2 separate regions of the Mus musculus genome follow, and region 1 is linked to region 2. Evidence: chromatin contacts called from ENCODE Hi-C or POLR2A ChIA-PET data. All regions are on one chromosome and are shown on one strand. The core of a region is the stretch at or near the end of the contact, and the rest is flanking DNA. Distances in the headings are between cores, read along the strand shown. Region 1 has its middle 4.2 kb from the start of Mir181c. Region 2 holds the start of Adgre5 (adhesion G protein-coupled receptor E5).

Region 1 (6,022 bases), core at 2,138-4,637, 440 kb after region 2:
GGTCACATTCCCAGCCCCAGGGGCCCTCTCTTTCTGGCCATGGATTAAGAGGTCCTGCATGGGAAAGGCAGGTCTCCTGCTTTGGTAGCTCTCAGCCCTGAGGAAATAAAGGTCTAGACTGGTCAGATGAAGATGAGCTGGTCACAGGCGCTTTGCACAGACCACCACTGTGCCCCTGGGGAAGGGCCTGCTGCCAGTTCAGAACAGTTTTAGGGGGTTCCTGAAAGCTAAAATGGAGGATTATGAGGCACACGGGACACTCTGGGCAATGCGGGCCATCTTGCAGACACCCCTCTTTTATTCTGTAAGTCCACTTTGCTTACTTCCCCTGCAGAACTCTGATTTTTGTCCTTTACATAATGGGAGGTGTATGTTAGGGGTATTCACGGCAGGACAGCCTGCCTGTGGGAGTTTGGCGGGGGGCGTGGCATGGCGGAGGCGCCAGGCCCCACCCCCTCCTGTCTCTTTGTCTGCAGGCGTGGTGCGGGCTTCCCGCCCTCAGTGTCTGTCTGCGCTTGCCTGCCCTTTGTCAGCGGGGGTCGACTGTCTGGGTCTGCCTGCACCCTCCCTATGTGTCTGTCCTTCTTCTTCCCGGGGCTGCTCCTTGAGGTTTTTGGCAGCCAAGCCCCCTGGTGTGTGAGGATCAGAGTCTTGACCTGAATTCCTGCAGCTAGGGGCTGATCATTTACTTCCCGCCATGTGTTGGTCGGCCTAGAGTGCTTGGGCGGGAGGTCTGACTTTGAAGTCCCTTAGTGTAAGGGTGGGAAACTGTCTCCTTCCATCCCCCAACCCCAGGTCCAGAAGCAGGGGCACTGCAGCGCAGAAGTCAGCTTGGGAATGACCTAGGTGGAGCCTGCCCCAGTCTCTCTGAGCAGCTGGCAAGTCCTAGAGGTCAGGTTGAGGTGAAATGCCAATCCCAGCCAGATGGGGGTAGCTCTACCATCAAGTAAAAGATGGGTTAGCTGTCTGCTATATTGTGCCCTGTGGTCTGCAGTGTTCAGTGTGCAATACCTGTGTGTAAATCAGCTGGGCAGAAGGGAAGAGTAGGTAGGGCCTGGAAAACAGTCCATTATTGGGGGGATAGTGACAGGACAGGTGGGAATCTCCATAGGGTCACATTGGTGGCCCAGGTTGTCTAGACCTTATTATTATTATTAATTATTATTATTGCCATACTTACACGACTTCTGAGATACCCACCCTTCCCTCCTAATCTCAGGAGCTTCTCAGATACTCGGGTCTTTCAGGGGGCTGGGGAGTGGGGGGGGGGGAGCTCAGACAGGAGCTCCTATGTACTATAAGTAGGCCAAAAGCCCCAAATTTCCAGGCTGTCTGGATGTGAGGCCAGGCCTGCAGATGAGTGAGAGGGGTCTGGCTTCTCCTGGGTCAGGGGCTATGATCAAGGAAGTGATGGGAACTCCAGCTACTCCTCTGAACTTCTTTAACAAGGAGCAGAGCGGTCCTGGGTATGCATCACGGTGGGCTGTCTGCACAAACTCATTTGTCTGCTATATACACCTGTTAATGGATTGGAGTAGAGGTCTGCTCTAGACTACTCTGCTGCTAAAGGGAGCTCAGGGGGAGGGGAGGGGACTCTGGGGGGGGTGTACCATAGTTGGTGGCACCACTAGTGTATTAGTGTATATATGCCAATCCTATGGGCTTGTTTATGTGTGATGTCAACACTGTAGGTGGATGGGTGTGTCAAGCTCATTGTGTCCAATTGTGGTCTATGTGTGCACAGATGTATGTATGGATGCGGGGTTTGTCAAGAGTAACTGGGTGACTATAATCTGTCAGCTGATAAGGATGGTGTCTTTCAGGGCCAGTCTCCCACTCAAATACCAACTCTGTTAAGGCAGGGAATTCACTGTGAGTCATAGGTGTGTCCCATAATAACTGCTCAATAAGTGTTGCTGGACACAGTGGCTGTAGAGCCTATCACCTCTGTACCTGGCAGATGCAGGCCAATCTTAAAAAAAAAAAAAAAAAAAAAAAGGCTGGGCATGGTGTTGAATGACTTTAATAATCCCAGCACTCAAGAGGCTGAGGCAGACAGATCTCTCAATTTGAGACCAGCCTGATCTATACATAAAGTTTCAGTCCAGGCAGGGCTCTACATCCCAAGACTCTGTTTCAGTAAAAACAACAAAATATTGCATTTTTGACTCTACCTCTGAGTGTCCTTTCCCTGTGGGTCTATGTCTTTATGTATGCAAGTGACCGTTACTGTCCTCAGACATCCATGCCAGTAGGTGGGTAAGCTCCATTGTTTGTTTGTTTGTTTGTTTTGACTTCGAGAACCAAACCCCAGGGCCCTGTGATCCTGCCAGATCAGCAAAGCGCTTTACCATTAAGCAACATCCATGCTCAGCTCACTTTTGATGTTGATCTTTGTCTAGGTTTGTTTGCTGTTTGAGATGGTGTTCCCCAGTATACCCCTGGTTGGCCTGGAACTCAGTATATAGACCAGGCTGTCCAGGAACTCAGAATACCTGCCTGCTTCTCCCTCCCAGATGTGAGATTAAAACTGTGCTCTATCACTTCTGGGCTCCACTGTTCTTAAAGACAGAGTCTCTAAATTGCCCAGGAAGACCTCAGGTTCACTCTGAAACTCAAGTAGGCTTTGAGCTTCCCATCCTCCTGTCTCACTCTCCCAAGGGCTAGGAGGACTGGCCTGTGCCACCAGGTCTACCTCCATAAGGAGTCATGGCTTTATGAGTGACTGTCTCTATGGGTATCTGTGTCAACATGCACACCTGTGTTCTGGTGTTTCTGTGTCAGGATAGCTGGGACCGGCTTTGAGCTCACGAGGGGTGTCCTTATTTGCACACCAAGTTACTACAGGGACCGTCCTGCACCTGTGGTTGTCAGTTATTCTAGATGTGTGAGTGACCAGGTGAGGGTGGGCACTACCAGTGTGGTGTGTCTCTACATTGTGCCCAACCTTCCACTAGTGACTGTTCCTCTGCAGGGGTATGTTCCTGGCCTTTGTGGGTGCAGTGTGTACACGAGTGTCAGTGTTGTGGTTGACTGTGTGCTTAGGAAATTAGATTATTAATGGGATAGTGTGTGTCTGTGTCGTGCGGGTGGCTTTTAGGACTTTGTCTGATGACTTGAGACTAATTTTGGTTTGGCAAGTGCGGCTGTGAGAGGTGGGGGATGGGTGGGAAGGAAATGGGGCAACCCAAGTGTGATGGGGGTACTTTCTCAGCCCCCAGTTAGCTCAAGAAGTGGCTTCTGCGGCCCCCAGCCCCAGCATGCATGCCCTCCGGGGAGAGGTCCCCTGGAAAGGCGCCCGGTCGCTTTAAAGCTAGGGCTCCTCAGCAAGAGTAATCGGGGCCATCTTTCCTTTCTGCAGCCACTTTTGGAGGGTGGGATCTAGTCGGCAAACCTTGTCCCCACGATCACCGTGCAGATGCGGTCTGTACCCCCGGAGGCAGCCTCCCGCCCCGCGCCCCGAGAACAAAGCGCCCCGGTCGGCCCGGCCCAGGCGCTCGCGACCGCGGCGGGTGCAGGCGGCGTCCCGGGCCACACGGCCGGGAACAATGGAGGCCTCGGCCGTGGCCGTGACCGGCAGGTGCGCCCCCCGCCCCGGCCCGCGCTCACCTCGTCTCCGCCGCCGCAGCGCCCTCCGCTCCGCCAGGGTCCGGGAGCCCACCCGGCCGCTCGCGCGGGAAGGGACCGAGCGGTTCGAACCCGCGGCCACGCGCCCGCGCCCCCGAGGCCCCCGCGCGGCACCGGCCGGTGGGTCCAGCTGCGGCCGTGCGCGCCCCGGGCCGCCTGCAAGCCCTCGTACTCCACGCTGCAGCTCGAGGGGGACTCGGGGCGCGGGCAGGGACCTGGGATGCATGCAGCCCTTCTGGCTCGGCGGGAGCACGCGCGCACAAAGGCACGCGGGCCACAGACAGGGAAGGTGCGAGGGGGGCCTTGGGGCGTACACCCGCCGGACGAAGGGGGTGGCGGCCACACACGTAGGGACACCTGGGAGCGGCAGACGCCTCTTTGAGGGACAGCACGGAATGTTCTTAGAACTGAATATACCTAGCCAGAGCCCAGGTTCACAGATCACACCCCACCATGTACACACAACCCAGGCATAGCCTAGGAAAACCCGAAGATTTTCGGAAAAACCTAAGATGTACAGAACACAGCTGGTGAGCCCGTCCACACTGGTAATGCTGGACTCAGGAGCCTGAAGCGGGAGTACCGCGATTCTAAGCCAGCCTGGACTAAGGAGTGAGTTTGAGACAAGCCAGAGCTATAGGTTCTGTCTCAAAACAAACAAAAAAACAAAACATGTCCACAGGGTCCAACAGACACAGTCTCCGCCACTCACAACTAATGGGTACACAAATACACACCTCAGCCTTACATGGTTACAGAGAGAAGCAGGACCACAAGGTAGGCAGGCACCTAACACTTGCTTCTTGGAAGTTGGAGCACACACACACACAGAAACACACAGACACTTTCTCACACTCACACACACATTCTCTCTCACACACACACACACATGCACATATGGTCTTGTACAAGCTCTTCCTGGGATGGGCACACACAGGGGTAAGAGGACTCCAGATCTGTCAGAGATGCATATGCAGAACCCCAAAGTGGCAGCTACCCTGAGCACCACAGGAAGAGAGCACTGCTGAGCGGCTCTGGAATCTTCACACAGACCTCCAAGTGCTCCCAAACATACCCAGTCCTGCACAGGCTCAGTTGAGAGGAAGGTCAAACCAGCCTGGGGCTGAGCCAACATTATACTGCATGTATGTTTGCCCTTCTCAAGTCCGGGGGCTGAAGACTTTAGCCCCCCTCAAACCCAGGCTGTTACCTTTGTGGGCCTGCAGCGCTGGGATTCCTGTCGGCTGCCTGCCTTCCTTTAACTCCTTACTGCATTCCTGCCTCAGTTTCTCCTTGATAGGCTTCCAGACATCCTCCTACTTAGACAAGTCTCCACTGGCCCAGGAAAATTCTCTGGGGTTCAGAGTAAGGCGTATGCGAGGAAATAAATGGGAGTGCATTGTAATTTGGGGGTTGAGGGTGCGGCTCAAGTTGGTGGAGTGCTAAGCCAGCATGCAGAAAGCCCTGGGTTCCATCCTAGCACAGCACAAAAGAAGCAAGGTGGTGCAGCACTCTGGAAATAGAGGTACGAGCATCCGATCAAGGTCAGCATTGCCTACAAAGAACTTGAGGCCAGCCTGAGCTACATGAAACTCAGTCTCAAAGAAAATAAAAAACAGGAACACCAGCTGGGTTGTGGCGCACGCCTTTAGTCCCAGCACTGGAGAGGCAGGGGGATCTCTGAGTTCTGAGGCCAGCCTGGTCTACAGAGTGAGTTCTAGAATAGCCAGAGCTTCACAGAGAAATCCTGTCCTAACAAAAACAAAACAATGAAACAAAATGCTGGGGCTATAGAGATGGCTCAGAGGTTAAGAGCACTGGCTGTTCTTCCAGAGGTCCTGAGTTCAATTCCCAGCAACCACATGGTAGCTCACAACCATCTATAATGTGATCTGGTGCCCTCTTCTGCCTTGCAGGCATAAATGCAGGCAGAACACTGTATACATAATAACTCTTTAAAATAAATAAATCAGCCGGGCGTGGTGGTGCAAGCCTTTAATCCCAGCACTCGGGAGGCAGAGGCAGGTGGATTTCTGAGTTCGAGGCCAGCCTGGTCTACAGAGAGCTCCAGGACAGCCAGGGCTATACAGAGAAACCCTGTCTCGAAAAAACCAAAAAAAAAAAAAAAAAGATTTATTTATTTTATTTTTTATTTTAAATTATTTATGTATTTATTTTTTGGTTTTTCGAGACAGGGTTTCTCTGTGTAGCCCTGGCTGTCCTGGAGCTCACTCTGTAGACCAGGCTGGCCTCGAACTCAGAAATCCACCTGCCTCTGCCTCCTGAGTGCTGGGATTAAAGGTGTGCTCCACCACGTCCGGCAAAATAAATAAATCTTAAAACAAAACAGGTAATAGTAATTGGGCCTTCATAGATGAAGTCAGCGTTGTTAATG
Region 2 (5,746 bases), core at 2,814-5,313:
GAGCACCAGTGTCTACATCAGTGTCACGGCATGTGAGCACGGCATGTGCACACACACACACACACACACACACATACACACACCACTCGCATATACACAGACTAAAACAACAAACAAACAAAACCAAAACCAAACTGGCAGCTGGAGAGATAGGTGGCTCGGCAGTTAAGAGCCCCTCGCTGCTCTTCCGGTAGACCCAGGGTTTGATTCCCAGCACCTACACAGTAGTTCATAACAGCCTGTAACTCCAGTTCCAGGGACTTAGGCGCCCTCTTCTGGTCACTGAGGGCACAGGCATGCATGTGGTGCATATACATACATGCAATCAAAGCACTCATAAACACAAACTAAATATATCTAAAAAGAGGCTGGGGGAGAGGGAGAGAGAACAGAAAACCAGGCAGTGGGGCTGCCATGCAATGCCAACTACTTGGGGTGCTAACACAGGAGGACACTGGAAGTTCCCAACCTGGGCTACAGAGCATAGATGCTTGTCTCAGAATAAAAACCAAGAAAAAAACTGGTGTGTTGTATGTGTGAAGGTGCTGGCCTGGCAGCTGTGAATCCCTGTTTTCCCTCTCGGTACAGAAGAAAAGAGTGTGTGTGTTTTGGCGGAGTGTGTGGGTGTGTGTGGGGGTTGTCCCAGGAGCAGGAGGCCTGGGGAGTGGTTAGCTGATCCCAATATGGGGACTACAGCAGCAAGAAACTAATCCCAAGAAAGGAATCCCAGAGGGAGCCCTCAGGAGAAGGGCTGGTGGGGGGTGGGTGAGTCACTTCCTTAATGATTCAGCCATCTCTGGGCTGGCTGCATGCCAGGTTCCCAGGGGACTCCTGGGATCAGCCACAGTGAGCAGGGTTGCTGGGGCAGGGACAGTGGGCTCAGAGGGTCCCCTGAAAGCTCAACCTTTGTCTGACTGGATTTCCCTCAAGCCAATGGAGAGGCTTTGGATGAAACACTCCCTCAACACTGGAGTGTTCTGAGGTGGGGCACCCCAGCCAGGCAGTTGTCCCCTCAAGTCAGAATTCTTTCTTCCTCCTCTTGGGCCACTGAGCTGGAATTCTCCCACACCCATCAGAACTCAGTTCCTCTTTGTGGGACAGACCACAAAATGACCTTCCCTTCACCCTGAGCCCTGGGGCAATGCACAGTTCCTAACATCCAGTACCAGTATGTGTGTCTGTATGTGAACAGCAGAGGTGCCTTCTACCTTGAACCTCGGCTCATCAAGCAGGCTTGGCTAGCTAGCCAGCAAGCCCCAGGGACAGACACTATGATCGCAAGTGTGTGTCACCGCATCCAGCTTCCTTCACACAAATCATTAACCGACAGAGGCCTCCCTCCAGCCCTCAAGTCACTTTTGAAAAAATAATATTGATTTATTTTTAGGTGTATGGATGTTCTGCCTGCATGCATATTGCCCGGGGCATAGATAGGTAAGAAGAGGACACTGAATGTCCTGGAACTGGAGTCACAGATGGTTGTGAGCCACTGTGTGGTTCCTGAGAATCGATTTCTGTCCTCTGAAAGAACAGCAAGTGCTCTTAACCACTGAGCCATCTCTCCAGCCCCTTAGGTAATTTCTTTAAGACTTGGAACCACAGCCGTGCATGTTGATGCACACTTTCAGAGCCAGCACTGGTAAAGCACTGTGGGAGAACTCCGCTGGAAGCCAGCCTGGTCTACCTAGGGAGCCAAGGCTATGTAGGAAGACCCTATTTTAACAAGACAGAAGTAGGGGGATTAGTACACATTCAAAACCAGTTACGGCTACAGAGCTGCTACAGCGAGCGCCAAAGCCTGTCTCAAAACTAAAACCAAAGCAGACTCAAAATGAAGCCAGACCCTTTTGCGCAAATCTGTAATCTCAGCACTCAGAGGTAGAGGCAGGAGGACCAGAAGTTTAAGGTCATTTTAGCCACTTTGAAAGCTTGTTTACAAAAACAAAGCAAAAAACAAAAAACCAAACAAACAGACTCAGAGTAACATCAGCCATCAGGAAGATCAGGAGGTAGGGGCGGGGCTATGTCCAATCTACACAAAGAGAAGCTAGGGCTTGGAGCTTGGAAAAAAGATGAGTGATCAAACCAGGCCAGAGAAAGGACAGTAGACTCAAGTAATAGTTACCCAAGTCAGGGGGGTTCCTTGTCCCCTGGGCTGGGCTGGGCTCTACCCCACCATGCTAAAGGCATCAGCCAGACCGCCTACATCTGGAGACTTGGAAATTAATCAAACGGGAGCAGAGCCGTTCCCTTCTGCTCCCAGACACATCTGGTTCAACTTCCCAAGCTCAGACTGGAGCCAAGGGACTCCTGCTTAGAGAATCCAGAAGTGGGGGTAGGGCAGCCTTTGTGCTTCCTGCAGTATTTCATTGTGTAGTTCCGGCTGGCCTGGAACTTACTATGTAGACCAGGTTGGCCTCCAACTCCCAGGATCATGGAAGCCTCCTGCCTCCGCCTCTCTAATACTGGGATTCAAAACCTGAGAATCCAACTAGCGAGGCTGCTTGGTTGGTTTTGAAGACAAGGTATCATGTGGTCTCAAACTCAGTATACAGCAGAGAATGACCTTGAACTTTTGACCCTCCTGCCTCTACTCGCTAGGTACTCTGATAGCAGACACAGACACCACACCCACATGTTCAGTTAATTCAAACTGTAAACCAGAAAGTTTGTACACAAACTCTTGGCCCTTGAAACAATATGGTAAAATACAGCTGGTCTTGTTCCATTTTACAGAGGAGGAAAGTGCAGCCCAAAGTCACTGTGACCCAGCTTAGTGACAGCCAGGCAGGCCCCTGCAGCTGTTTGCCACCAACTGTGACACCCTGGGACTCTATTTCCTGGTTCTAGGTCCATGGCTACTGAGCTGCCTGCCACCTGTCACTAGCACTCAGGCCAGTCATTGTGGTTAGGGTGACCCCAGTTTGTGCCCCAAGTTCCATATCTTGGGGTAACTCCAGCTGGTGCCCCGTTCCATTTTTTCACTGTTTGTTGTCAAGTTACTTAGGTGACTTAGCCATCAAACAACGGTTGAGGCACCCAGGGTGGGGCGGGAAAGTCATGATGAAAGCCAAGTTCAAACCACAGCCTGGTAAGTTCCTTTCAGCCAGCAGCTCCGTCCCAGACAAGTCCCAAGGAGATTCTCTGCCTGTTCCTGGCACGGAGACAGCAGGGGACAGACTGGGGCAGGGGGAGTTCCCACCCTCGAAGAAATGGGCACCCTCACGTGGGTTTCTCTTCACATTGAGAGCGTCTGTTTGGGCAACAGTTTGCAAAGTGTACTTTAACCTACAGTTCTTTTTAGCTTTTTTTTTTTTTAAACTGTATGTGTTTTGCCTGCATGTATGTTTGTGCACTGCATGTATTATTGTACACTGCATGTATGTCTGTGCACTGCATGTCTGTTGCCCGTGGATGCAGAAGACAGTGTGAATCCCCAGGAACTGGAGTTACAGACACTTGTGAGCCACCATATAGGTGCTGGGACCCAGCCAGGTCCTCTCTTAATGCTCTTGACCTCGGCACCACCCCAGCCTCTAGCCTGCATTTCTTTTTCTTTTGTTCTTTTGAGACAGGGTCTTGCTGTGTAGCACAAGCTGACCTGAAATTGGTGACCCTGCTGCCTCAGCCTCCCTAATGCCCTGTGACACCATGCCTGCTTTGTTACCCTCTTTAACTGCCCCCGTGCCTCAGTTTCTCCCTCTTAGTCTCCAAACTGGCAACACTCAAGCCCATTAGGATCTGACACCCCCTGGAGAGCCCTCTGGGGCGCACAGGTGCGCCGGCTTCGACTGTCCCTGCCCCTCCTGGCCACGTCCCGCGAGTTCCCTCCCGGCTCCGCGCAACCCCGAGGTCTCACCAAGCAGGCCGGGGCATCTGACGCCCCTCATGGTGGCGCGGCACGGAACGGACAGCGTCTGGGGTTGATAGAGGGCTGTGGCGGCCGGCTGGGCTGGGCTTTTATGCAGCGGGCGTGAGCAGGGCCCTCCCCGGAACTGTCCTCCCCGCTGGAAAGTAACAGGAAAGTGCCGGGGAAACAGACCCAGGGCGCGCCGCGCGCCCGCGTCTGGAACAAACGCAACATTCCTCCCCCCCCCCCCCCGCGCGCGGCTCCGACACCCGCCCCCGCGGGGAGCTGGGTGGTGTGGTTCAGGCGTCCTGGGACGGGGACCAGGCACATCGGACAGAGCTGGGTGGAGCTCCCACCCGAACGATGTCCTGGGCGACCCTCGCCTTTCCCATCAGCAGGACTTGTCGGCTTCTTTTCCAAGAGAGAAACTGAAGTTCAGAGAAGCCAGGGGCCAAATAAGAACCAGAAGAGGACTGAGGGTCCTGCCGGGCTGACTGTCCAGGAACGAGAGACATCAAGGTTTGGAGATGCGGCTCAGTGTGCGCAGTGCTTGCTTAACCTGCCCGAGGCCCTGTCTAGCCTCAAAGCCACATAAGCCGGCAGAGGACCGCTAGCCTGTAATCCCAGCACTAATCAGGAGTTCAACTCATCCTCCGTTTTGTCGCTTTTGAAGCCTGCCCGCGCTACAAAAGACCTTGCCCAAAAAGACAAGGGGTCATGGCATGGCTGCGTTGGCCTATACTAATACCGTTCTCTGGAAAGCAGAGGCTAAACCGGAGGCCGTTTTTGGCCACTTAAGAGTTGCAGGCCAGCCAGGCCTACGAAGCATGAGTCTATCGCAAAAATAAAAAATAATAAAGTGGGGGAGGGAAGTGCTACCAAGATGGTTCAGCGGGTAAAGGCACTTGCCCCAAAACCTAACGACCTGATTTCTGATACCCAGGACCTCCATGATGGAAGGAGAGAGCCAACTCCTGGAAGTTGTCCTCTGACCTTCACGGGCACACGGTGCCACACACAAACCCAAACACTAAATAAACAAGTCAATAAATAAAACGTAATAAGGGGCCGGGCAGTGGTGGCGCATGCCTGTAATCCCAGCACTTGAGAGGCAGAGGCAGGCGGATTACTGAGTTCGAGGCCAGCCTGGTCTAGAGAGTGAGTTCCAGGACAGCCAGGACTGCACAGAGAAACCCTGTCTCAAAAAGCCAAAACAAATAAACAAACAAAAAACGTAATAAGGACTTAAAATAGAGGAAGAGAGAGCTTTGACCACGGGACATGGCTTACCACGGCAGGGCTTTTTGGTTACACGCACTGACCTTGCCACAGTCTATAGAGAGTCATGTGATGTACACTGGCTTCCTGTTTGAGTTACTTGTGTAACTATGGTTTCTTTTCATGTGTGTGTGTTGGGGGCGGGAAGAATGCCAAACCCAAGGCTTTGTGTATGCTGGACAAGCACTCTACCAAGGGAACTACATTCTCAGACACATCTAGTGATTTTTCAAAATATTGATTTTCTTTTTCTTTTTTTCTCTGAAACACGGTCTGGTCTCAAACAGCCCAGGCTGTCTTTCAACTCTATGTAGCCTAGGATGGCACTGAACTCCTGACTTCCTGTCTCCAAAGCCTAAGCCTGCTGGGATCACAGGCATAAACTACCAGGGGTGTCAGGCCTTCCTTTTACCTTAGTAAATTCTGGGTTCAAGTTGGGCCATGGTGGCGCACACCTTTCGTCCCAGCACTTGAGAGGCAGAGGCAGGTGGATCTCTGTGATTTGGAGGCTAGCCTGGTCTACAGAGTGAATCAGGGCAGCCAGGGCTGTTACACTGAGAAACTCTGTCTCAAAAACAAAACAACAAAGAATAAAAATAAAAATAAACTCCAAGTTCT

Evidence for each region. Hi-C counts contacts between places; a loop is a spot of excess contacts on that map. ChIA-PET counts read pairs that join two places held with the same protein, here RNA polymerase II (POLR2A).
Region 1: a map of heart shows a loop between it and region 2 (2.2-fold over the local background). The contact joins the enhancer-like site here to the promoter of Adgre5 in region 2. A Hi-C loop is called at or near these places in 1 of 37 maps with a recorded cell type or tissue (heart). POLR2A ChIA-PET finds 5 or more read pairs at or near these places in 1 of 5 experiments (Patski).

The regions. Positions count from the first base shown.
Region 1 is chr8:84,180,189-84,186,210 of GRCm38, forward strand. No RefSeq gene overlaps it. Among named protein-coding and RNA genes, the nearest start is that of Mir181c, 4.2 kb to the left of the region's middle. Within about 2 kb of position 3,388, at least 1 of the 3 ENCODE cell types and tissues checked has a DNase peak (open chromatin) inside an H3K27ac peak, as active enhancers do; it is heart, where a contact is called at or near this core.
Region 2 is chr8:83,737,248-83,742,993 of GRCm38, forward strand. Adgre5 (adhesion G protein-coupled receptor E5) reads right to left here and starts at 4,064. Exons shown (of 20, transcript NM_011925.2): 1 at 3,860-4,064. The coding sequence starts at 3,890. Gm46046 (predicted gene, 46046) reads left to right here and starts at 4,039. Exons shown (of 2, transcript NR_168527.1): 1 at 4,039-4,369.